3 separate regions of the Mus musculus genome follow, and all the other regions are linked to region 3. The links are chromatin loops, found by intact Hi-C in ENCODE. Cell type or tissue: heart. All regions are shown on one strand.

What was found. Hi-C counts contacts between places; a loop is a spot of excess contacts. Peaks named below come from ENCODE experiments on the same cell type or tissue, not always from the same donor. Only the 100,000 strongest peaks of a DNase experiment are listed, where the experiment ranks them.
Region 1: it touches region 3 in a loop (13-fold over the local background); 8 of 42 quality-filtered maps call a loop at or near these places.
Region 2: it touches region 3 in a loop (5-fold over the local background); 7 of 42 quality-filtered maps call a loop at or near these places.

Annotation. Positions count from the first base shown.
Region 1 is chr14:97,327,873-97,335,872 of GRCm38, forward strand. No RefSeq gene overlaps it. Among named protein-coding and RNA genes, the nearest start is that of Gm23276, 4.8 kb to the right of the region's middle. In heart, a CTCF peak has its summit at 3,717; no DNase peak of the experiment used is centred here.
Region 2 is chr14:97,554,633-97,562,632 of GRCm38, forward strand. No RefSeq gene overlaps it. Among named protein-coding and RNA genes, the nearest start is that of Gm23276, 220 kb to the left of the region's middle. In heart, CTCF peaks have their summits at 3,443 (motif pointing right) and 5,166; a DNase peak (open chromatin) is centred at 5,159.
Region 3 is chr14:99,019,244-99,027,243 of GRCm38, forward strand. No RefSeq gene overlaps it. Among named protein-coding and RNA genes, the nearest start is that of Mzt1, 23 kb to the right of the region's middle. In heart, a CTCF peak has its summit at 3,235 (motif pointing left); no DNase peak of the experiment used is centred here; H3K4me3 peaks cover 815 bases; H3K27ac peaks cover 2,010 bases.

The DNA.
Region 1 (8,000 bases), 1.7 Mb before region 3:
TTTAAATTTTTCTAATTGACTATTATCTATTATATTTCTAAATATTTTCTTTAAAATGAGGTTTTTTTCCCTTGAGATAAATTTTTATTTTTTATTGTCAAGTTATAAAATTGTTACTATTATAGATTTTAAACAAATAACTAACATCTTTATAAAAATCTCAGCATCTATGGAAAAACATCTAAATGATATCAGAGAAATTAAATGTGATGCATTATCTATATCTTATGTAAGTCTTGTGCTGAGTTTACAAAGTGTGTTTCCAAAATATAGCACCTATCTTTAAATTAGCACCTCCTTCCCAGATGAGAGGTATCACTTTGGGTTCAGATGATAAATATTATAATGAGAATATCAACATTTGTCAGCTTAGTCAAATAGAGTCTCTTATACCAACAATGGATTTATTTGAACTCAGCACAGATATCAAAGTCATTTGTGGTCTATCATAAACTGAATTTGTCATTTTGTACAATTGTTCCAACAAGGTACAATTTAAAAATTCCAGGTTAGTATATGTGTCAACCTAAGAAATTCAAAGACTGCTGAAAAAGGACATGTTTGCTGTTCACAGCCATTAAGAGTCAAAATTAACAGACCCATAGTGTAATGATATTGCTGTCATTTTAGAAAACCTAGGAAGTAGCAAGAAATCACTCATGTATGACTCACGATTGCTGTTCATGGTAGTGCACACACTGGCAGTCTGTTTGTCCAGTCCCCTACAGGGCAGACATACTTTCATTTTTGTAACTGCATTGTTTCTATGGTCATCAACTTCATTCAGACATTAAAAGATGAACCATTTATTAAATATCCCTACTAAGAGTCCCATTTGCAACTCACTATCCTAAACTGTTATCTAGAAACAGCCATATGTATTTCCTGCAGCTGAAAGGACATATATTACTGCCCAAGGTCAATACAGCATTGTTATATTAGCTTCAATGAGAATATGTTCTGATTGAACAGTATTTATTAGAAACTATCTATGAAAATTAGGATGCTATGACAATGTAGGCTTGAGTTTAATTATTTTAATTTTTAAAAGAGGAAACATTTGGAAAAGCTAAAAAACAAGAAATAAATCTATGTAGTTATTTTACACAATATTCCACATTTTAAAGATTGATGAGACTCTTTCTGTGCCTATTAATTCAACGAGAAATATCATTATATTATTGCTCTTCAATCTAAAATGCATCTCTTATTATTGAGATAAATAAAACACTTTTAAGTTGATTTTGCTATTAAGGAGACTAGAATGTATTGACCTCTTTGAGTCTAATTAAATAACAAACACCAGTATATAGGGTGAAATCATGTACAAATCTATCTTCCGCACAAGTTTTGCATTCAAAGAAATAGAGATGTTAAAAAGTGAATACAATACTTATTTTTATTAAAAAAAAACCTGAAGCATATCTTCTCACTTCTTTGTCATTGAATTTCACATATATACATATATGTACACCTTCACATATATGTATATGTATTTATATATGTATATATAAATTTTAAGTTATTTTCAATCCATTTAAAGAATATTTCCCCTGGACAAAAACACTGTTAAAGATCCATGAACATTTAAGTAAGGCAATGTGAACACATGCACAGGCTGCATGAAAAACCTTACGTGATTGATAACAGATAACTGTATTGGATTTTTGGAATAAATTGATTAAAAGACACAAAACGCATTACAGTCATTCACGGCTTGAGGCTTTATGCTGTATTCCATTCGGTTCCATGTGTGCTTCTCATGATTTATTGACAGCTGCTATAGATGGTTCTTTATTTGGTTCTTCATTTTCAACTCATCCCAACCTTGGTCAAACAATGCAACCTCCTGCATTTTTTCAATATTTTCCTAATATCTCAGCTCATTTAATTCTATTGATCCACTGAAGAGTATAATGGCATTGAAACTGGAATTACTAGCACCTCCCTACCCCGGTGCTAAGAGCTTTCCTATTGAGTCTGTGGACCATCACACGGAATCATAAAAGTAGACAAAAAAGTAGAATGACCTTTACCAGCTACTATTGTACTGCAAGAATCCCACAAACCTCAGAACATCATTTTCAATTTTATGGCACTGTTTTCTTAAATAATAAGAGAAGGGGGAAAAAAGGAACAACTGACCCCTGTTCAGCATTTACTTAAGCAGAATTGGCATTAATAGAGTATTCTGTCAAAAATTCAAGCTCAAGAAAATGTATGGCTTTGTCCACAGCAGTAGCTATCTTAGCAGATTGCACTGTCACCGCCTCACACAAAGCGCATTGCAACACCATTAGTGGACATAAATAATGCACAAGCTCTTAGGCAGTACTCAGCTAAGTGCATGGAAACCTTGGGCTCCTGTTGTCAGAAATTCAATGGATTAGTACCTAGATTTATTTTAAGTCTGTAAAGCACTTTGTTCTTGACAGCGTTCAAAGTAGAAAGAGTGCTATCCTGAATGTGCATCTTAATACTGTCATTCCTGTCTTGTAAGAGTAGATGATATATGGGCTGCAATATTTCGTTTTAATATTTAAAGTTTTCGCTGTGCAGATGCAAAGAAATATATTAATAGCTATCTGCTGTTACTTTATTGATCTAGGAAAGAACAAAGGTAACCTGTAAAATTTCAACTAAGGCTAGTAAAATGGAGACATTACAATTGCATTGAACTGAAATAAATACTGATGCAATAATCCTTAAACATCATATTTAGAAAATTGGGGAAATCTGGCATTTATTTCTTTCTCTCTTGGTAAATATCGTATAGCAGAGTTCATTTTAAAGACAAATTTTAGCACAGTTTAACTTAATTAACTGCCTTCAAATCATGCTTTCTTTCCCAAAGTTAGGTGATTGTGTGAGCTAACCCTCCACTGTGGAAGAACTTTTCTGAAGGTTACTAAGAATTGCTGCCCTTTGACTTCGTGTTGTAAGCAGTTGCTGACTTTAGATAAGTTTAGGAGTTAAGTCCCAAAACTTTCAGTGAATTGAAAGGATAAATATATTATTGAGTTCATTTAAAAAAAAGCACCTTTCCTTTGTGTGACCTAACACAAGAATAAAGCTATTTTATATCAAGTTTAATCTTTCTTCTCTATGAAGGCATAAAATCTTATTTTAAAATAATAAATTTCTTTTCATTAAAACTATATGATATATTAATTCCAATCCAAGTGGTGAATATTCACATATTGAGTTAAAAAACATTATCAGGATGTAAGACACTAAAGGAAAAGAGAAAACTAATGAATATGTTGATATATTCAAGACACATTTATTATGGTATATGCTTGATGTATGTTAAGAGAATCTATTTAATCATATGACTTTTATATCCTTGTTTTTGTAAAACAAATATGGGATTGTGGCTGCTCATTTTATTCTAGGAAATTCATTATTTCATAAAACAGATATGATTAGATATGTTTGTTTCTGTTATTTCAGTACACAATTCCTCAAATACACCTATAAGAGGATCATTATTTTTCTCCAAACAGAATGTACTGAAAAACCAGGTACCACTGTTTCAGGATAACTAGAATTGATCAAAATGTGAAATGAGCCAATTATTGATAAATAAAATAAAATAATTCTATAATGAGCAAGTAAAATCTTCAGCCTTGGAAATTCTTTTACTTTAGTTAGAGCAGCTTACTCTGCTAAGCGCTGTCAACAAACAATTTGCATATTCTTATCAATAGGTGGCGCTTTCACCCTTCTTCACAGTTTACTCTGAATCCTTGTGGAATTCTATACACTTATAAGAGAGCAAATACTTCAACTATTTCTAACTTTGATAGATACTCTCAAGTCTTTAAATTTCACATTATTGCTAGCCATTTTGTTTTTCTTTGATAAATAATCCTGTTTGAACATTAGTGATTATGCTTAAAGAAAGCCTGGAGTTCTTTTCCAAATATAAACATTTTAAAAATTATTATTTGCTTTCCTGAACTATTTGGTTATTCCCCACTTACTCCATGGGGAAACTTACAGAATGTCATGTTATAAAATTCCTAGTATAGAGTAACTCTACCAGTTTCAGTATTTTGATGAATATAAATCTTAAGTGAAAAAAATTGCCAAAAATATTCAAATGTAATCACATATAAACCACTGTAATATAATGTAAGAGTACCTTGTATAAATAAGAAAACCCGGTCAAACAGACATGTCTAAAACATAACTATATTTAGAATTTTATATGACTTTATATTTAGTCATACTGGATCTTTGCAATTCAATCAAGTCTGAGCTGTAGGGTTATTTAGAATCTTTCTAAGTGGCAGATAATAGTCTTTTGCAACTTGGAATAAGAAGAGTCTTTAAAATATTCTTTCAGATCACATCTTTATAATTTTATACTAAAATATCTGTCTATAAAATGATTCCCTTCAATAAAGCATAGACTCAAATATTTATATACACTGCTAAATTTCTAATGTCAATTAATGTACTATAGTACCACAGTCTCTATTTATGATTACTTAAAATATGACAAGTGTATAAAATATAGGTGAATATGATAATTTTCTGTTTAGAGCAACAGTGTTGGGATTAATAAAACATTCTATATTGATAAAATAAACATCAGAGTCAAGTGATACTGTATATTATAATGCTCAATTAAACCATATAATTCCTTCACCTGATTATTTCCCTCAGATTTAATTTTCCTCACTAATCCTCACTATATTTTTAATTCCATATTGTTCTGCTGTGTCAAATGAAAAATTTTTATGTTACATATATATCAGCATCAGAGAAGTGTAACGTTGCAAAGTTGAGTCATTATAAACACTATGATCTTTCTTGCGTTGTGAAGCCACGTGGTGTATTTGTATGAACTGAATATGAAAATTTAATTATTCTGTCTAAAGCATACAACGTAATTCAAATTATAGTAGTGAAAATAAAAACTAAGTTTGAAGATTAATTCATCTTCATAAAAGAAATCTAATCATGTAAGTTACCAGTAATTCTTCTTGTAACTGAAAATATTTTAGTGATATCAGCCTCTTAGTATAATTCTTTCTGAAAATCTATGATGACTGTGAAAGTGGACTCCACCATTCCCTCCCCCCAAAATCTCAAACTGATAGTCTTGGTTCAATTTGCATGTTCACGCTTCATCACTTCTTTTTCCCATAAGACAGAAGTAGATAATAAGAAGTTCAAAAGGAATTTCATTTTTGTTTTTTTTTTTCTAAAAATTATAGAGTCTTCTAGAAAAATACAGTTTTGAATTAGTCTTATATTTAAGAGATTCTGTTGACATAATATTACCTTTTATATATCTTAATAAATAGGATTTCTTATACTTTGAAGGTCTTCTGCTGTAAGAACAAAGCCCTCTATGTTGTGATGTAAGGCCTTGGGGTGTTTATTATACATAGGCTTACGCTTTAAAGTGCATCACTGTTTTGCAACCCTATGTTTTACATATATAGAGCCTGACATTATTAGATAACATTATAAGATGGATCTTGTACAAATTCCATCCACTCCAAATGGAAGAGGATCCCTGTAACGTAGATAAATGTCAAGCATCAGTAGTCCTATGCTTAAACAGTCTTGAAGAGACAAAAACGGATATGATAGGCATAGCCCTCCATTATCAAGACAGCGATGATAAAGTACAACACTTAAGAGATTTTACTAACAGTTTAAGAGTTCTGGCACAGCGCTGACTGTGTATAATGAGGCTTCTAAACGTTCAGCTCACACAACTTGCATTTGAAGAGATAAAATACTTTACAAACTCTATTTCATTAATCTTCACAATATCTCTGTGAAGAATTATGAACACCAATCAACAGATTACAGAGGGATGGCATTGAAATGTTGAATGAATTCCCAGTCCTCTAAGAGAAAGCCTTGGAGATTCTCTTTACAATGAAGTTATATCTTTAATGCCAGCCTTCCAGACCAAATTAATGTGTTAACCCGCAGAAAGAATCAATATGTTATACTTTGTTCACTAGAAGAGAAAGTGAAACTTCTCCAAAATCACAATCTTAAATTTGATAATAGGTTAAAGCAATATTTTATTGCTATGTTATAAGAACATTCAAAAGTATGTCTTCTAAGAAAAGCATTGCACAGTGACTCTTTTCCAAGGCTATTCTAGTGGCCACATTAAAGCCAGATAACAATTTTAATCTTGCAGTAAATTAGTCTAATCATATTATTAAATAACTATTCAAGGGATTTTAACAGCACATGGTTTGCGTTGTATTATTAACAGCTCTTCAAAGGGCCCACAACATTATCACCATCAATAAATTGTTATTGACCACTTACTGTGGATAGCTTGAGTTTCGAAAGATCACATTGCTTCCAATTTGTTAAGCTAATCTTTTATGGATTTATTTTCATGTTGACAAACCAACTTCTTGTTATGTCCATAGGGCAAAACTTAGTCTTGGCACCCAAAATTTTTTTGATTCTTTTTAACAAATGAGCCTTTAAATGTGTTTGATAACCTATTATTAAGTAATCAGTTTTTTAAAAATGTAAAAGATAATTTGACAACTTTAGCAAGATGAGAAAGTACAGTTATTAAGTACAATTGGGAGGTCATTACACAAAAACGCCAGCACCAAGTACAGAACACTTCCATATCAGTCATTTGTCAGAGAGGCACCAAAGACACCATTGCTCTCTCTCAGACACACACCAGGACATGTTGTAAGTCCTGTCTTCTCTATACACCATACATCTTAGATGTAAGATGACGAGAAATCAAGCTGACAGTGCACTAGAGAGCTACAGTAACGACAAACTCATAGCAACTGTGTATGCTACCACTGAGTCCAGAGCTGCACCTTTCTATAAGTCAACTATGGGAAGCAGAAAGGCCACTGGTTCAGAAGAACTTACAATGTACTGCCGATCTATTGTCAATGTTTAAATTATACTTGAAGGAGAGGCAGAATATGGAGTTGCATACTCATTTGTGAGTTCAGACTCTGAGGGTAAGTCCAAACTCAGATGCACAATCCTGATTATTTTTTGTGGGACACTAACCAAGCACAATTAATGAATAAATGATAGGTTAATTACAATAATAAAGATGAGAAAAGGCATTATTCTATTAAAAATTAAGTAAAAATGATAAGATGTAAAAGAAATGAGTTTTCAAACTACTGTTTACCAATGTGGCTAAAACGAATGAGTAAGATTTGTTCAAACTGTTTAGCTTTTTGTTGGTTCTTTGTCAATTTCGCATTTTGCACACCGATGCTACTCATCTCCCCTACCTTCCCTACCTGTCCCCCATCCTTGCAATTTCTACACTACAACAAAGAAAAGAAAATATTGTGGAAGCAATAGTGAATCACAGTGTGTTTCACACTATACGCTTTTGTCCACACTTCTTTGCTTGCAAATGTTCATTGCAATGAGACGTTGGCCTGATACAAGCTCCCTAGGCTTCTGCTATGTCAGGCCTGGAAGTTTACTGGGCTTCCTCTCAAATATCCTGCTGTTGTCCTGTGTCTTGGATATCCTGTAGTTTAAAATCTGTAGTTCGGTTCCCTTCATGTGCTCCAACAGTTCGCAGATGGGGTGGATGTTGGGTCTTGCCAATTCAAAGCCTCTGAGTTATCTGAGCTGGTCAGTTTTTGGGGGCCTGACTCTCCCGCAACCTCCATAACTAGCGTCAGCTCTACCCTGCTTCCCAGACCAAGTGGTCCTCTCCTGAATGCTACACTCTGGGAGGGATGAAGGCAGCTCTCCTCCTCTCATGACCCCACGGCCACATCTCCCATGTGCCACAGGTGACAGGCAGAAGGGGGAGGAGGGTAACTCTCCCTCATCCGTGCCACCATATGGAGGCTAATGTTAAGGCCAGATCTCCCATGCTTGTATTCTTCAGACCATATCACCTACAGCTCATACAATAAGTGAGACCTCTCTCCCAGTCACAGTGTCTAAAGGCAGAGGCCGCTTTCCTACTCTCATGCCCCCCTCCAACGCACAAGCCAGCT
Region 2 (8,000 bases), 1.5 Mb before region 3:
ACTCACCCTTGCCTCGTGGACTCCTGCTGATTCTAACTATCATAGAGTCATTAAGTTTAGTAAGAAGAATATGTCCCAAAGGAGGAATATGAAGCAAAATATTATACAATATAATACACTATTATACAAGACAGCATTATACCTAACAACAGTCAACACTCATGGAGGCTCACACCCTGCTGGCTCTGTTCCAGGGGCAGCTCTATGTCACTTTGTCCCTTCTGCAGTGGCTGTGCAGAAACCAACAGTTTGGTCCAGAAGCTGTGGCAGTATTAGAAGGTGTGCCCTTGTTAGAGGAGGTACATCACTCTAGAAGTGAGCTTTGAGGTCTCATATATGCTCGAGCCACTCCCAGTGCAACAATCTCCCCTTGCTGCCTGAATGCACAAAATGTAGGACTCCCAGCTCTGTCTCCAGCAGCATGTGAGTCTCTATGCTGCCATGCAGTGATGCTGATGTTGCATGTCTGAAACTAAGCTAGTCCTAACTGTTTTCTTTTATGAGAGTGGAAATGGTCATGATATATTTTCACAGCAATGGAACTCTAAGACACAAAGTTAGCTATAATCACCCCAAACAATCAATGGATGATATTAAGGAAGCTTGCAAACCAAACATGTAAAACTGTGTTGTAAAATTGGTAATGGTTAAAATAGTATAAAACTCTGCATGCACTTAAGTAAGGATGCCATATCAAAACTTGAAGTGCACAATATAATTTTCAGCTCAAATAAAAAGTTTGCATTTCATTTCAATCTCAAACATAACTTTTTTTTTTTTACTGTCAAGTAGGCTTATGACAGAGGACATAAATGTAAAATTAAGTAGAAACATGGAGAATAAATAATTTCTAAATTAACTTGTCAGTTTTAGTAAGCATTTAGTTAGAAAATGAGAGGCAACAAAGCTTCAATTAAATTAAAAAGTACATCACTTGAACAGATATTTTGGCGACAAATGTAATTTACAAGATGTAATACTATTCTTTTAAAATGGAGACTGATTTCAACATTTACAATATCATCAGATATGTTCCTGCAGGAGGGAAACATATACAAAACCATTTCTATTGTGTGATTTACATATTATAAAATAACTGACTATAATATATACTACCAGAAGGCGATATTATGAGAAAGTTTAAATTGTCTAGGTAAATAAAGACATTTGAAAAAAGAGACATACCTCAAAGGGAGGTGGCTAGAAAAAACATCTTCTGTGAGAAAAGACACTTCAAAAACTCTCAGGGAGTGTTGTAGAGTTAGGTCCAAAGTAAATAGCACTGCCACCCTCATAGAAGACCCAGGTTTAATTCCCAGAACTCAACCTTTATCCTAGTTCAGGAAGATTTGGTCCAGACCTTTTTAACAGGTAATATCAGAATAACTACTAGTCTAATGCACACTACGATAGCTTGAGATTTGTCTATTGAAAATTTAACCAACTCAATGAAGGCTAAATACAGTATGATCAACAGGGATTTAAAGATTATGATCTTCATTCTGTATAAGATTCTCATTTTATTCATGGCCATGAACCTTATGCGTAGAACAATATGATCTGTCTTTTATGTTAATAGATTTGTTCCTCTCCTTCTGTTCTTGAGGACAGGAAATGACTAGGGAGAGTAATCAGAAGATAATTGTGGTAGTCAAGGTGACCAAGACTGATAACTGTCATCATGGTATCCGCATTCAAGGTGAAGATAGATTCCATGTAGAGTGTGAAGGTAGAGCTGGAATAGTTTTTGGTAGAGTTTGCTCAAGTGAAACAATTTAAGGAGAATTCCAATTTACTGGTAGTGACAGCTGTAATAATGGGGTTACCTTTTGTGTGTGTGTATGAAATATTGTAGCAAATTCAACTCACACACAATTTGTAAAAAAAAAAAAAAGTATACTATATCTAGCATGAGACTTGGGTCTTTCCAGTAGATATTTTATCCTAAACTACACAACGACAGTAAGCAGGCAAAAAGATGGAAAATTTTAGAGTACACCAGAGTAGTGCAGACTACCTCAGTTACCAAGGAGAAGCATCACTAAGTAAATGAGAAAAGAGTTTGCCATGATCACAAATACTCAAGATCATGGAAGGCTGGCTAATGAGTATAATGGAACTGGGGTTGACATGTATCTAGGAATACAAAGAAAAGGTTTAAAGAGACAAGAACAACCATGCTGATCAAATACAATTTGATTGAAGTCTGGCAGATGAATCTGATTATCGGGTTTAGGAAATTCCTTTGCTAAATGTATTTTAGCAAACAAGTTAGAAAAGAAAAATAGAAGCTTTGTTCAAATAAGTTTGGAGAAAACAGAAATAAAAATTGAACAAAACAAATTGGTTATGATAATAACTATTTCTGAGGAACTGTAATAAAGAACGGCTAATAGGGTAGAGACTAAGTGAGCACTAAATTTCACAAGAGAGTTGGGTTTTGGTTTCCTGTCAGATTTAATTCTGAGGCAAAGATCTAGTGAAGAGAGAAAATACATGATGATTTAGGTTAGAGGTTAAAGGAATGCTAGAAAGTGATTGCTGGAGAAACAGTATACAAGTAGGTTTCACACTACAGGAATATTATGTGAGGGAATGCTATGAAATACAGTAATAGAGGCCTCAGTGTCTAAAATATAAAGGACCAGAATGTGTAAACAGAAAGACCTCAAGCTAAACCAGCATGGCTTTAATTACAGTTTATCTTCCTGCAGGTAGGAGGATATTCTATCAACCACCTATGGAGCCCTTATCTGATATAGATGAGGAGTCATAAAGATGGGTGCCTCTGCAGGCAAGAGTCACTGACAACTAGAGCTGGCAATAGTATTGCAGCTGGACAAAGAAAATGTTTTGGGCCAAGAGGGAAAAAAGAAAGAAAAATAAAAGATACTGTCTCTAGAGTCTATAATATGAGGTCTGAAGATGAAAGCTTTGTTTAAAAAAATCACCATGACCCTTCACCCAGAGGCTGGGGATGGGGCGGGGGTGTTAAAACAGGTCTGGCAACAAGAACTTTCTGTTCATTTAAAGTAAGATGGGAATGATACAGGAGAAACTGTCAATGGGTCTCTCTCTGATAGGATAACAGCCATTGTCCCTGCAGTGCACGACAAAGCCCTTTGGAACCTAAGGTCTCCCAGGCTTATTTATACCACACTGGCTACTTGCTGTCAAATCCCCTGAGCACACTCTTGGACTAGAACTTTTTACAATCTGCTCTTTCTTGGAAAGCACTTACATCACAATATCCACCCCTGTAAACAGCTAGTTTCTTAGTGAATTTTTCTAAGCATCCTTCTTCTAACCACCCACCTTCTGCTCTGAGTCCTCACCAATTTGCTACTCTAGCTAGCGGTCTCACATTTCATTCCAATGCATTTTTTTAAAAAGATTTATGTATTTATTTTATGTGAGTACACTGTTGCTTTCCTCAGACCCACCAGAAGAGGGCATCAGATCCCATTACAGATGGTTTTGAGTCACCACATCCTTGGGAATTGAACTCAGGACCTCTAGAAGTGCTCTTAACTGCTGAGCCATCTCTCCAGCCCCCAGTGCATATTTTTTGACCTCTTAACTTATTTTTAACATGGTTTGTTTGTTTTTTAAGATTGCAGGGTACAAGAAGATAGGAATTTTTGTTGAGTGTATTTTCTGGTGATTAGAGAGGTGTCAAACACACACAAGAGTTCTCTTTCAATGTCTCACAAGCTACTGCTGCAAAAGCATTTCTTATAATTCCTATGTTGCTTAGAAAAGAATGCATGCTTCTCCTAGCCACATGATCTCTCATGGCACATGACACAGATTATTTTAATCATTTTTAAATATAGATCATACAACATCTGGAAGTGAAGGACTAGTGCCAAACCGCCAGGCTTCTATAACAGAAATGTGTAGTTGGAGCTTATATCTACTTACTTGCTACAGTAGTAAGTACAGAAGTACATTTATCATATTTACTAGAAGTATTTTTTTTCACTGCATTAATTTATAACTGGCTACGGAGAAGAAAATCAGATGGAAACTTCAGGATAATTCATAGAGTCAGCAGATTTTTGAATACCAACTAGATTCCTAACACTGTTTTGCATAAAAAGTGGAGTAGCAAATCATAGTGTGTGTGTGTGTGTGTGTGTGTGTGTGTGTGTGTGTGTGTGTGTGTGTGTTTGCGTGGTGTTTGTGTAGTGTGTGCTTGTGTGTGTCTGTGTGCCTGTGTGCCTCCGGAGGTCAGAAGTCAGAGTCAGGCATGAGGCTAGAGGTCCGAGTTAGCTACCCTCTACTGTTCACTTGGTTTACCTTAGCTTTGAAAATCTTTTTCTGCCTAAGTACATTTATAAGAAATTAAACAACACTCAAGGAACTGGCAACGAATCAACAATGTTAAGATTAGAGATCATATTCATATTTTAGTGTAAGCCCAAATCAATGGGATGAAAGAACAGGCAGTGTATTTTTAAGACATCCAAAATATTCATGATGATTAGTTATTTGCTAAATTATTATTTTAGTATGAATTAAATTGTTCCTTGACAGTTTCATACATGCATATTATACCTGCTGATCGCTATCTTCAGTTTTCCAGAAAAGTTGTCACTTACAATGATTTGTCTGGCTCGAAAGAAGCTCGCTCAGGATCCTCCTCACAATATAAAGGATGCTGGACATCTCAACTCATATCCCCATGCTTGCAGCCAGTTAACCATGTTAGCCCTGAAAATCCTAGTCCTAAATTCCTGCTATGAGGCACTTTCTAGTTGGTTCCATGTTCTCCTTTGTTCTTGGTTTGGTAAGAGAGCTTTCTTCCTCTTTTTTCCCCTCTTTCCTTTTTATTTTTTTCTCTTTCTTTCTTTCTTTCTTTCTTTCTTTCTTTCTTTCTTTCTTTCTTTCTTTCTTTCTTTCTTTCTTTCTTTTTTTTTTTCCTACTTACTTTTCAAGGACAGGTTCTGAGGTTATGCCTTCAGACAATCATCTAAGAGACAATGAACAGCAAAAGCCTCATGGGGTCTGAATACTAAGCAATGCAATGTTTAGTAAACGTTAAACAATGTTATGAGCTCAGGATTTCCTTTCAAGCCTGCAATTCACATCAGTAATGATCTCAGAAGAGGGACTGAGCTTTGAAACAAAGGAAAGTAGGGACACCTGCTGGAGTGACAGGGTGAGGAAACAGGAAGGGGCCCTGACAAAGGCTGTGGCATTTCTTCTAAGGTCACAGAGTAAACAGTCAGAAATTTTCAGACAAGAGGCTGGAACTGTTACCAAATGCTGAAGTAATTATTGGTTGCCCCTTTACTATCAAACATAAAAAGAATAATAAAGTGCAATTTAGCATTTGAAGTATTTAATTAAGTGTTAATTGAAATATAATATTTTTAGCTATCAATAATTACCGAATTTATGGAGAAATCCAATATCTTTTAAAGCATATTTTTGAATCAAAAATATATTGAAAAGGAATCTACTTTTTAAATAAATTAAATCTTACTGAAAAATTAGCAGACATAGTGGGGCTTCAAGAATGCCTATTATTTGATAAGCTTGTTTTATTTATTTTCCAGAGGATTTAGCAATTAGACAAATCTATAAGGAATGAGGGTGAGATCTCTGAGATCATGGTGGACGTGTTTTTCTCAGTTTGCCCATGCTGTGCTAAAAAGCTGTTGTCTAAGGCAAGGCAGCCAAAGAAAATACATTTCAAGGGAGGGGGAGTCCTGTGAATTTATGAGAAGTACATCACAAAGACAAATATTTCAGCCATGCAATTCTGTTCGGCCTTTTCTGCTATGTGTCCATAGCAAGTCAACGGCTAAATTGAAAAATCAATTCCAATTTAAATTATTGGAATAAAGAACACCAGGAGTCAGAGATAAAATGGCTTTGTTCTCTGAGATCCTTTTTAATTGGAAAGTTATTTCTTCAGGGTATTCTAATGGTTCTGAGGGAAGATTGCAAAATAAAGTTGATCGGCTGGGGGAAGGTTAATAGCTAATGTGCTTTCCTTGCTGCACAGCAGCCTCCTGTCTTTATGACGTCCCCCATCATATCTGGAAGCACTGAAGATTCTAAATCATCTGATACATGCAAGGACTGTATTTTCCCTTCGTCTTTGGGAAATCATCCTGAGGCTGGAACCCTGGCAGAGGCTGCTTCCTCTCGCAGCTTTTCCAGCTGGTCTCACTTTGCTTACAAATATCATATGGGATGCTTTTCTGCTCTCTCTCTCTCTGTCTCTCTCTCTCTGTGACTCTCTCTGTCTCTCTCTCTCTCTGTCTCTCTCTCTCTCTGTCTCTCTGTGATGCTATTAATAACTCTATCTTTTAATGATGAAGAAGGAAAGGAATATCTTTGCTGGTTTGACACAAACAGAAAGACAAAAACTCCTAAGAGTTATAGACTCAGTTAAACAGAGAATGAAGATAACACAGAAGAAGAACATGACATATAGAGAAAAATGTTAATGAATATTGTTATCAAAAGGTTACTACCAGCTATTCTGAGAAAGCATGAGTCATATTTAGAAATCTCGCACCCAAAGTTTAAGAAAATAAACTTTAATTAAACACACAATAACCTTTGCTCTGCCCGTAGAAAATTGTTTGGGGCAGCTGTAGATTAAAAACCTGAAATGAGCATTTAATTTGAAATTAATAAAACAGTGATGGTCTGTGTTAGGAAAAGTTACTGAGGTTTGCTTAGTATATTTAATTACTGCAAAAGAGATAAATCTCAGTGCCATGTAATGAACTCAGAAGTGCAGATATAGTAAATATGTACTTACGTTCTTGTTATTAATGCATTAAATTTGTAAGAATATTTAGGAATTTAATTAGCATTTAATAAGATAGCTATAGCGAATTACAGTAGTTAGACATAAAATGTAAATTAATATTTTTAGTATTTAATTGATATTAACTAATTAATTACTGTTTATTACATGGCAGCTAGATTTATCTTTTATAGAGTTATTAAATCTCAATTAAATTGTTCTTTTAAGAGGGCACATTCAATTAAAAATAATATTCCATAAAAATTTTGCCACCCTCTTTTCCATCGGACTTATAGTATGGAAGTATATCAGGTCAACTAATCAAGGTGGTTTTAAAGGGAACTCAAGTAACATAGATAGGCCTGAGAGGCTCAAGTGATTCCAGCTGTGCTCCAAAAGAAGAGCTTGCTTACAGGTGGCACGCTGTGTGTTATATTCTATTAAAGTTACAAACCATGTAAGACTTTGAAAGACTCCTTACTTAAACTATCACTACAGAGTTACTGCAACGATGTTAAGAGGGTAAGCAAGGAAAATCAAAGTAAAAATGCTGGGCATTTTCAGTTTCCTCCTAATAAGTCAAAATATGGCTTATTGTTCTCTTTTTCAACAGGGTGTTGGTGGTGTTGGTGGTATATTCCTGTAATCCCAGTCCTTGCCAGGCAGAGGCAGATTGCTAATTTCAAGGCTAGCCTTGTGCTAGTTCAGGGAATTCTAGGGCTACACGAAGAAGCCCTGTCTTGAATACCCATGCTTCTCATCAATGTTGGAAATGAAATAGACGCTCTACACATATCAGAAGGGAATTACAGCTTTCCTATAACTAATGATGGCATAGTTTTCAGACATTATATTTCAGTGTGAAAGTGATATGTATTCATTAGAAACTGTAGCTTTATTTTTAATTTCGAGATTGTGATATACTTGCAATATTTCTTCCTTCCCTTTCCTTTCTCCCAACTCTGACACACACCCCTGCCCACTCTCCTCTAAATTTGTAGCTTCTTTTTTCTCCACTAATGGTTATTGAGTATGTGTGTGTGTGTGTACATATATAGTCCAAAACATAGTCTGTTCATTTTCTATGAAGTTCAGTACTGTATATTTATCCAGGCCAGTCACGTGATCTGATACGTTCCCAGAATGCTAGGCAGGAATAGTGAGCTGCAGCCCTCAGAAGGAACTAAAAATAATTTGTGAGATACAGTTGTACCTTGTGATATTTTCA
Region 3 (8,000 bases):
CTGCAACTCTGAAGGAAATGTAGTCCTGCTTCGGATACAATCTTATCTGGGAAATTGCCATGGTATTCGTCACAGCTGTCATCGAGCTGAGCCCATTAGAGGTGTGCTGAGCGTGAGATCCACAGGGTTGTGTGCTCTGACGTCACACTATCTTTTCTTCCTGGGCTTCAGCAGGAAGACCAAACTCATTCATACAGCTGGAGAAAGAGTATCAGAGCTGGATCAGCAGAGAAGAAGCATCCATCCATTCATGCCGCCTAAAGAAACCGTTCAGGTTGTAGAAAGCTTTTACAGAAAGTGCAGATGCCTAGGTCTCTAATGAAGGTTTAGGGAGCGAGCTGCAGGGAGCTGACAGTGCTAGAGGGTGGAGCTCAGGGGTAGTGTGCCTGCCTGCTGTGCAGGAAACAGCCCTGAGTTCCATTCCTTCTCTGAAAGAAAAATAGAAAAGGAGAGAGAAGATGGAGGGAGCTGGGCATAATAGTGCTGCTCCGGCAGAATGAAGAGTGATTTGCTATTGCTTCTACAGAAGTGTGGAGGGAGTTAACTCTCCATGACAAGAGGTCTCAAGAAAGCAAGCCCAGACATGGCAAGTGGCTAACCAGACCCCCACATCTCACAGGCAACAGGCCTTGGAACTCTTTCTAAAATGTGACTCTACAAGCGAATGTCCCAGTAAATCCAATGCAATGTTCCCTGAAGGCTTCACTTTTATTTTGTTTTCTTAACCCCAGTTTCCAATGCAGAGAAACAGATAGGAAACTAGTCTTCTGTCAATATACCAGAGAGGAGAATTTACTCAGAAATCTCATTGTCCTGGCAACTTATTGACTGTAGCATGTGAGCGGATCACTCCCTGAAAAGTGTTGACTCACCTTGGTTCCCAACAAGACAAGAGGGCTTTGCCATACATATATAGCACAAAGCTTTCTAAGCTAGGAACCCTAGGGCTGGATGTAAATTCTTTACTTCACACACAGAGCAAGCCACCGGAGGTCACTCCAGATGTGACTGCCTCCTTCCCTCTCAGACCAGAAGACCCTTCCCAAGCTCCTGAAGACTGAGAATTGCTAGCATGTTCTAGAGTTTGCTTGTTTTGCTGGTCATAAAGCATTGAGGGAGAGGTGCCCTGAAGCAGTATCGAGTGGTCAACCTCATACGCGTTCACAACAACAGCAACATCACCATCATCCTCATCAGCGTTTCTACCTTTTCCCATCCGCTCACCCCAATTTTCTGCTCCCTCATACACTCTCAGTTTACAAGAGGGAGCCACAGCCCCCACTCCCACTACTTTTGCCTGAATTGGAGCAAATAGCAAAAGATTCATGGACTGCATAAGTGATTGGCTGCACTCAATTTTATCACAACTCGTTCTCTTCCTTTCTGTTTTTCTCCTTTCCTTTCCTTTCCTTTCCTTTCCTTTCCTTTCCTTTCCTTTCCTTTCCTTTCCTTTCCTTTCCTTTCCTTTCCTTTCCTTTCCTTCCCTTCCCTTCCCTTCCCTTCCCTTCCCTTCCCTTCCCTTCCCTTCCCTTCCCTTCCCTTCCCTTCCCTTCCCTTCCCTTCCCTTCCCTTCCCTTCCCTTCCCTTCCCTTCCCTTCCCTTCCCTTCCCTTCCCTTCCCTTCCTTTCCCTTCCCTTTCTTCTGCTAGCAGTGCACCTTTTATCTTTTGAAAGTCAATTCTAAGATAGACAGTAAGACAACAGAAATAACAGTCTGGGTGCAGTGTGAAGCTCAGCTGGTTAAGGCCCTTGCTGCCAGCCTAGGAAGTAACTTAAGCTCGTTCTCCAGCACTTACATGAAGGTGGGAGGAGAGAAACAGTCCCACAGGATTCCTCTGTTCTTGGTTTCGTCACCTTGACACAAGCTAGAGTTGCCTGGGAAGAATTGCCTCCATCTGATTGGCCTGAGGAAAAGCCTATGGGGCATTTTCTTAACTGCTAGTTGACAGAGGAGGGCCCAGTCCACTGTGGGTGGTATCATCCCTAGCCAAGTGTGCCTTGAGGAGAGACTAGTAGAGTAGACTAATAGAATAGGTAACTGAGGAAGCCAGATAAACAAGCCAGAGAGTAGCATCCTCTATGGTCTGGGTTTCACATTCTGCCTCCACATTCTTGTCTTGGTGATTCCCTTGGTGATGAACTGTAACCTGTAAGCCAAAATAAACCCTTCCCTCCTACTTGAAATGGGCTTTGGTAATGATGTTTATCACAGTAACCAAAAACAAACTAGAACATCATGTGACCTCCATTTGTATACCATCACACACACACACACACACACACACACACACACACACACACACACAGAGCATTCGCGAACACTTACATAATAATAAATAAAAAATTTCAAATGAGATAAAGCAGGAGACTGCAGTAGTTTCTATTTTATAACCCGAAGGTATGGCATCAAGCTATGCTGATATTTCTCAGCTCTCTCTGATCCGACTCACTTTTTACCATTTTTCTCTTTGCAGGTCTGTACAATAAAATTGTGTCTTTGGCTGTATGTATAACCACAGTGAGGGTAAAACTTCTATGTAACTCAAGGGTTTAGTTAAGTGTTCTTATTATAAGTTTTTTAAAAATAGTGATAAGTTAGAGTAATTCAAAAATGCAGGATTTAAAAGTTAGTATTGTTAATACATTAGAGAAAAGCAGCCTGCCCCAACTGATCTCAGGTAGCATTTGCCCAGCACACATCATTCTTATTCCACTTTTAAAAGAAAAAGGTTATAACTAGTTTTATCACTGCTTTTTTTAAAATCATGATATTATTGTCTATATTGTTATTAATTATTGATGACTGTATTATTAATGCAGTTGCCTGTATGCTTATATATTACAATTGAGTTTAGCTCAATTATGTACCCAATTCTACACATGTGTAATATAAAAACATCTCAAAATGCATTGAAAAGCCCATTTAATTAAGACCTTTTATTAAAAGGTCTACATTAATAGAGAAGATGACACTTTGTCTAAAGCCAATGCCGCTCCTCTTATACCTCAGTTGAGATGTATGGATACACAGATGCTTAAATAAACACAGAGTAATTTAAAATTTTTCTTTTTAATTTGAAGCTTAATGTGATTAAGTTGGTTATAGAATAATCAGTTGTCTTATAATCATATTCTACTGTTCAAACTGAAATAAAATACACCTTCCTTTATTAAAAAAAATGTCTTCAGAGTTGATTAGAGGGCAAAGTGGTCTCTATTACAAGAGCTTTTTCTGCCATCTAGTGGAAAAGTGAAATCTAAGAGGATGCCTAATTTACATTTTAAAATTGTATTGTGTGTGGAAAAGGCACGTTTGAAATGGCGAGAAAGCAAAACAGTGTGCTGTCTCCCGGACTTGTTCTGTGACTAGACAGCATGTGGGCAAACCAACCCTTCCCAGAACAGCAAGACTTAGAGAAAAATGTGCAGGTTGCTTCGGGCTGCCTCTAAAACTCCTCCGGAGCTCCTGCCCGCCCCTTAAGGTATTAGCATCCATCGTTTGACGCAACTGCTTGTCATTCACTGTCAAACTGATCAGGGTCCCAGGTCTCTTCTAGTCCTTTAGATCCCCTTACCCTGTAAACAGCGGCTTGTACGTTTCTGAGGGAGGCGATTTGAGGGCTTCTATCTCAAACTGTGGCTTCTCAACTTTAAAATGGAAGCACAGACAGGCTGTGTGGTGCTGGGCATTTCTTAGGAAGTGTAGGCAGGAAGAGTGCTATTCCAGGTCTGCCTAGGTTACAGAGTAAATACAAAACAACCTGGATGACTTAGTGAGACCCTGTACCCAAATAAAACACAAAGTCGGTGCTGGAGATTGCTCAGTGAAAGGATGTGTCTACCATCTAAGAAGCTCTAATGTGAACCCATAGTCCCGCAAGGGGTGGAGGAGTGAGGGGAGGAGAGAGGAGACAAAAGGAAGGGGAGATGAAGAGAAAAGAAAATTCCTCTAACTCCACTAAAGCATATATTTACTATTACAACACAAGTACACAGCTATTTGTGCATTTGTGGGTGTAAGCGTCAGAATTCCTTGTTCTAAAGAAATGCCAGGGCTGGAGAAGCAGGCTCAGAGGGAAAAGGTGCTTGTGGCCTTCCACACTCGTGCTAAGGGTGTGTGCGTGCACCGACACACACAGACATACAATAAATCAATTAATAAATCAAGTAAAAAGAAATAAGCTCCTCCCAGAAGCCATAGACGATCATAAAGATGACACTGTCAAGAGAGGGTTCCCTCCCTTCAAGTTGTCCATCATGAGGAGTCTGAAGAAACCCCAAAAGTCACCTAGGCTCTTCCTATTGCTCTTGGGTGTTTTCTAGAATATGATGATAAGACCTTATTGCTAAAGATACCAATCACTTTCTCAAAAGACTTGCAGAAATGATGTTTGGTATTCCTGTCTAACAGTTAGCTCTCATAGAGTCAATATGCTAAGAAGGCCACCAAAGGAGAAAAGTTGTCAGCAGTCCTACCCAGCTATAAATCCTGCAGACTACAATAATAACCAACCTAGGAAGATGGTGGTGCCATAGTGGCCCTATCATAGGGGTAAGTAGCTGCTATCTGGTTGGACTTGTAGTGTCTTATCAATAAGACTTGGTACTATAAACCTAGCCAAGAACTTGTGTCTAGAGAGGAACCAGACCCTACAGAAGAAACTATCTCCTATAGTATCCAACTGCCTTTTAAATATTTATTGTTGGGGCTAGAGAGATGGCTCATTGGTTAAGAGCATTCCGTGCGCTTCCAAAGGACCCATGGATTCCAGCACATGACCGGCAGCTTATAACTACAACTCGAAGGGATCTGATGCCTTCTTCTCTGTTGTCACCCCTGCACACATGACACACACTCACACACACGTGGTCACACAAAAATAAAACTTTTTAAAAAATAGATGCTTTCCCCTTATACTTATAAATAGGTACAGCAACTACTCATCAAAGAAGTTTCATTTTGTGGCAGACAGGGACTATTGTAGAGATCTATGGCTAGCCAAAGCACAGGGAATTAGTGACACTAAATGGCCTAGTTTCAAATGGCATTACGTCTATTAAGACAACTTCTGCCCACAAGGCTCACACTATGGAAGAGGGAATAGAACAATTCTAAGAGGGTCAGGAGGATGCCTGCAAAATAGTGTCTTCTGGACATGCAGGGACAACAACACGGTTGCCTGCACAAGACCTGCACAAGACAATACTAGCCAACCTTCCAACACAAAAGGGGGAAGGGCACACAGGCCTTACCCCAAGATGAAAGTAGTTGATGACAACAGAAAGAGAGACAGTGTTCCTAAGGCGTGAGCTTTCTGGGTGCTTGCCTGGGTCCTAGCAGTCAGCAGCATAAAATAATGTAAGTTATACCATGTAAGTTAAATAGGAAAAAAAAAAAGAACAGAATAAAATGAAAAATACAGTAGTGGCCACTTATCTAAATTTATTACTTTTTAAAAATTTATTATTATTATTTTACTTATTCATTTTACATCCTGCTCACTGTCCCCTTTCCACCAGTCACCCCCTCTCACAACCCTTCCCCCATCCCCTCTCCCCTTCTCCTCTGAGCAGGCGGGTTCCCCTGGGTATGCCCCCCCCCCCACAAACCCTGGCACAAGTCTTTGCTAGGCTAGGCCCATCCTCTCCCACTGAGGCCAGGCAAAGCAGCCCAGCTAGAAGAACATATCCCACATACAGGCAATAGTTTGGGGGATATCCACCACTCCAGTTGTTCGGGACCCACATGAAGGTCAAGCTGCACATCTACTACAGCCCATGTATGCTCTTTGGTTGGTGTTTATTGTGACTTTTCCCACTTCTCTAACTCTTTCAGTGACTTCTCTACCACTTCCCTGTCTCTAATTCATGTTCTTTTAAAAAAAATAATTGTTATATACTACATATATATCACATTGTGATTTATTATGTATCATATTGTGATATGTCACACATATATCATTTCATATGATATATGTATACCTATGATATATATTGAGACAATATATTACTATGTATGCCTGGATGGCTTGGAACTTGCTATGTAGACCAGGCTGGCTTGGAATTCACAGAGATCCACCTGCAATTGCTTCCCACGTGCTGGGGTTAAAGGCGTGTGTAACATACCTGAAAAAAAAATATGTGTACACACACACACAGATATATATATATATATATAAACATATTCTCCTACTCAGTCCAACTAATGTTGTCTGGGGTTATAACAAATTAATCTTGCCTTAAATTATAACAAGATTAAAGATTAAAGTTTTCACTAGAGATGGCTTTGCTATGCAAAGCTGTGAGCTCTTCTCCCCCGAGGGTATTTTATACTCTCCGGAGCTGTTTGCTGTTATTAGCCTTCTCTTTTCTCTCCAGAACAGAAGGTTCAGGGTCTGTCACCCACATCAAGCCAGCCACAGAGCTCTGCTGATTTTTCTCTAGCCTCATCTCATGTCTGCGTTCTCTTTGTTCATTTCCATTTCTTTTCTTCCTGTTTATCTTTCCCCCCTGGAACTCTCCCTGACACTATCTTTCCCCTTTTGTCTGTCCTTTCCAGAGCTGCCAAGACCTGAGATTTTTTCCCCCTCCTAGAAACCCCAATCCCATCCTCCCTCCCCCTGCTTCTATGAAGATGTTCCTCCACCCACCCACCCAACCACCCACCCAACCACCCACCCACTCTCGCCTCCCCACCCTCAATTCCCCTACACTGGAACATCTATGGAGCCTTCACAGGACCAAGGACCTTTCCTCTCATTGATGCCTAACAAGACCATCCTTTGCTACATATGCAGCTGGAGCCATGTGTACTCCTTGGTTGGTGACTTAGTCCCTGGGAGCTTTGCGGGGGGTGGGGAGGTTCTATTGGGGACCCCGTGCTCAGTCCAATGGTTGGCTGCGAACATCTGCCTCTGTATTTGTAAGGCTCTGGCAGGGCCTCTCAGGAGACAGCTTTATCAGGCTTCTTTCAGCAAGCACTTTTTCGTATTCACAATAGTGTCTGGGTTTGGTAACTGTTTATGGGGTGGATCTGCATGTGGGGCAGTCTCTGGATGGCCTTTCCTTCAGTCTCTGCTCCACACTGTCTCCATATTTGCTCCCGTGAGTATTTTGTTCCCCTTTCTAAGGACTGAAGCATCCACACTTTGGTCTTCCTTCTTCTTGAGTTTCATGTGGTCTGTGAATTGTATCTTGGGTATTCTGAGCTTTTGCAGCCCTGAGATTTCTGCACTTGTTACAAATAATGTAAGAGCTCAGAACGCCCCAGCTAGGGAAAGCCCACTTCTCCAATGAAGGCTGTGCTGGAGAGTGTCATGTCAATGTGACACAAGCTGGAGTCATCTGGGAGGAAGGACCCTCAATTAAGAAAATGCCTCTAAGATCAGGCTGCAGGCGAGTCAGTGACATCAGTGATTGATGGAAGGGCTGGGCCCATTGTGGGTCACGCCATCCCTGGGTTCTCTATGAAAACAGGCCGAGTGAGCCGTGAGGAATAAGACAGTAAGCAGCATGGCTCCATGGCCTCTGTATCACCTCCTGCCTCACTGTTCCTGCCCTTTTGTCTTATAGTCCTGACTTCCTTTCATGGTGAACAGTGGTGTGGAGGTGTAACCCAAACTTTACTCCCAACTTGCTTTTTGGTCATGCTTCATCACTGCAGTAGAAACCCTCAGACGAGATGGTACCAGAAGTGGGGTATTGATGTGACAAACCCGACCATGTTTCTTTTAAGAGAATTATGGAAGAACTTTGGCCCTTGGGACTAGAATAGCCATCGGGGATTAAGAGAGTAGTGAGTTTTCCATAGAAGCTCGGAAGGTAATAGTGTGGAGGGCAATGAAGACGATGGAGCCGGGTTTGTGGTGCTTTAGAGGGAAGAGTAAAGACCACTTGTTTTTTTTTTTTCCATTTGGTATTTTTGAATTACGATTCTGTTGTTCTGGTTAGCTGTGGCAGAAGAATTAGCCATGATTAACACAAGACCGGCACCATTTGGTT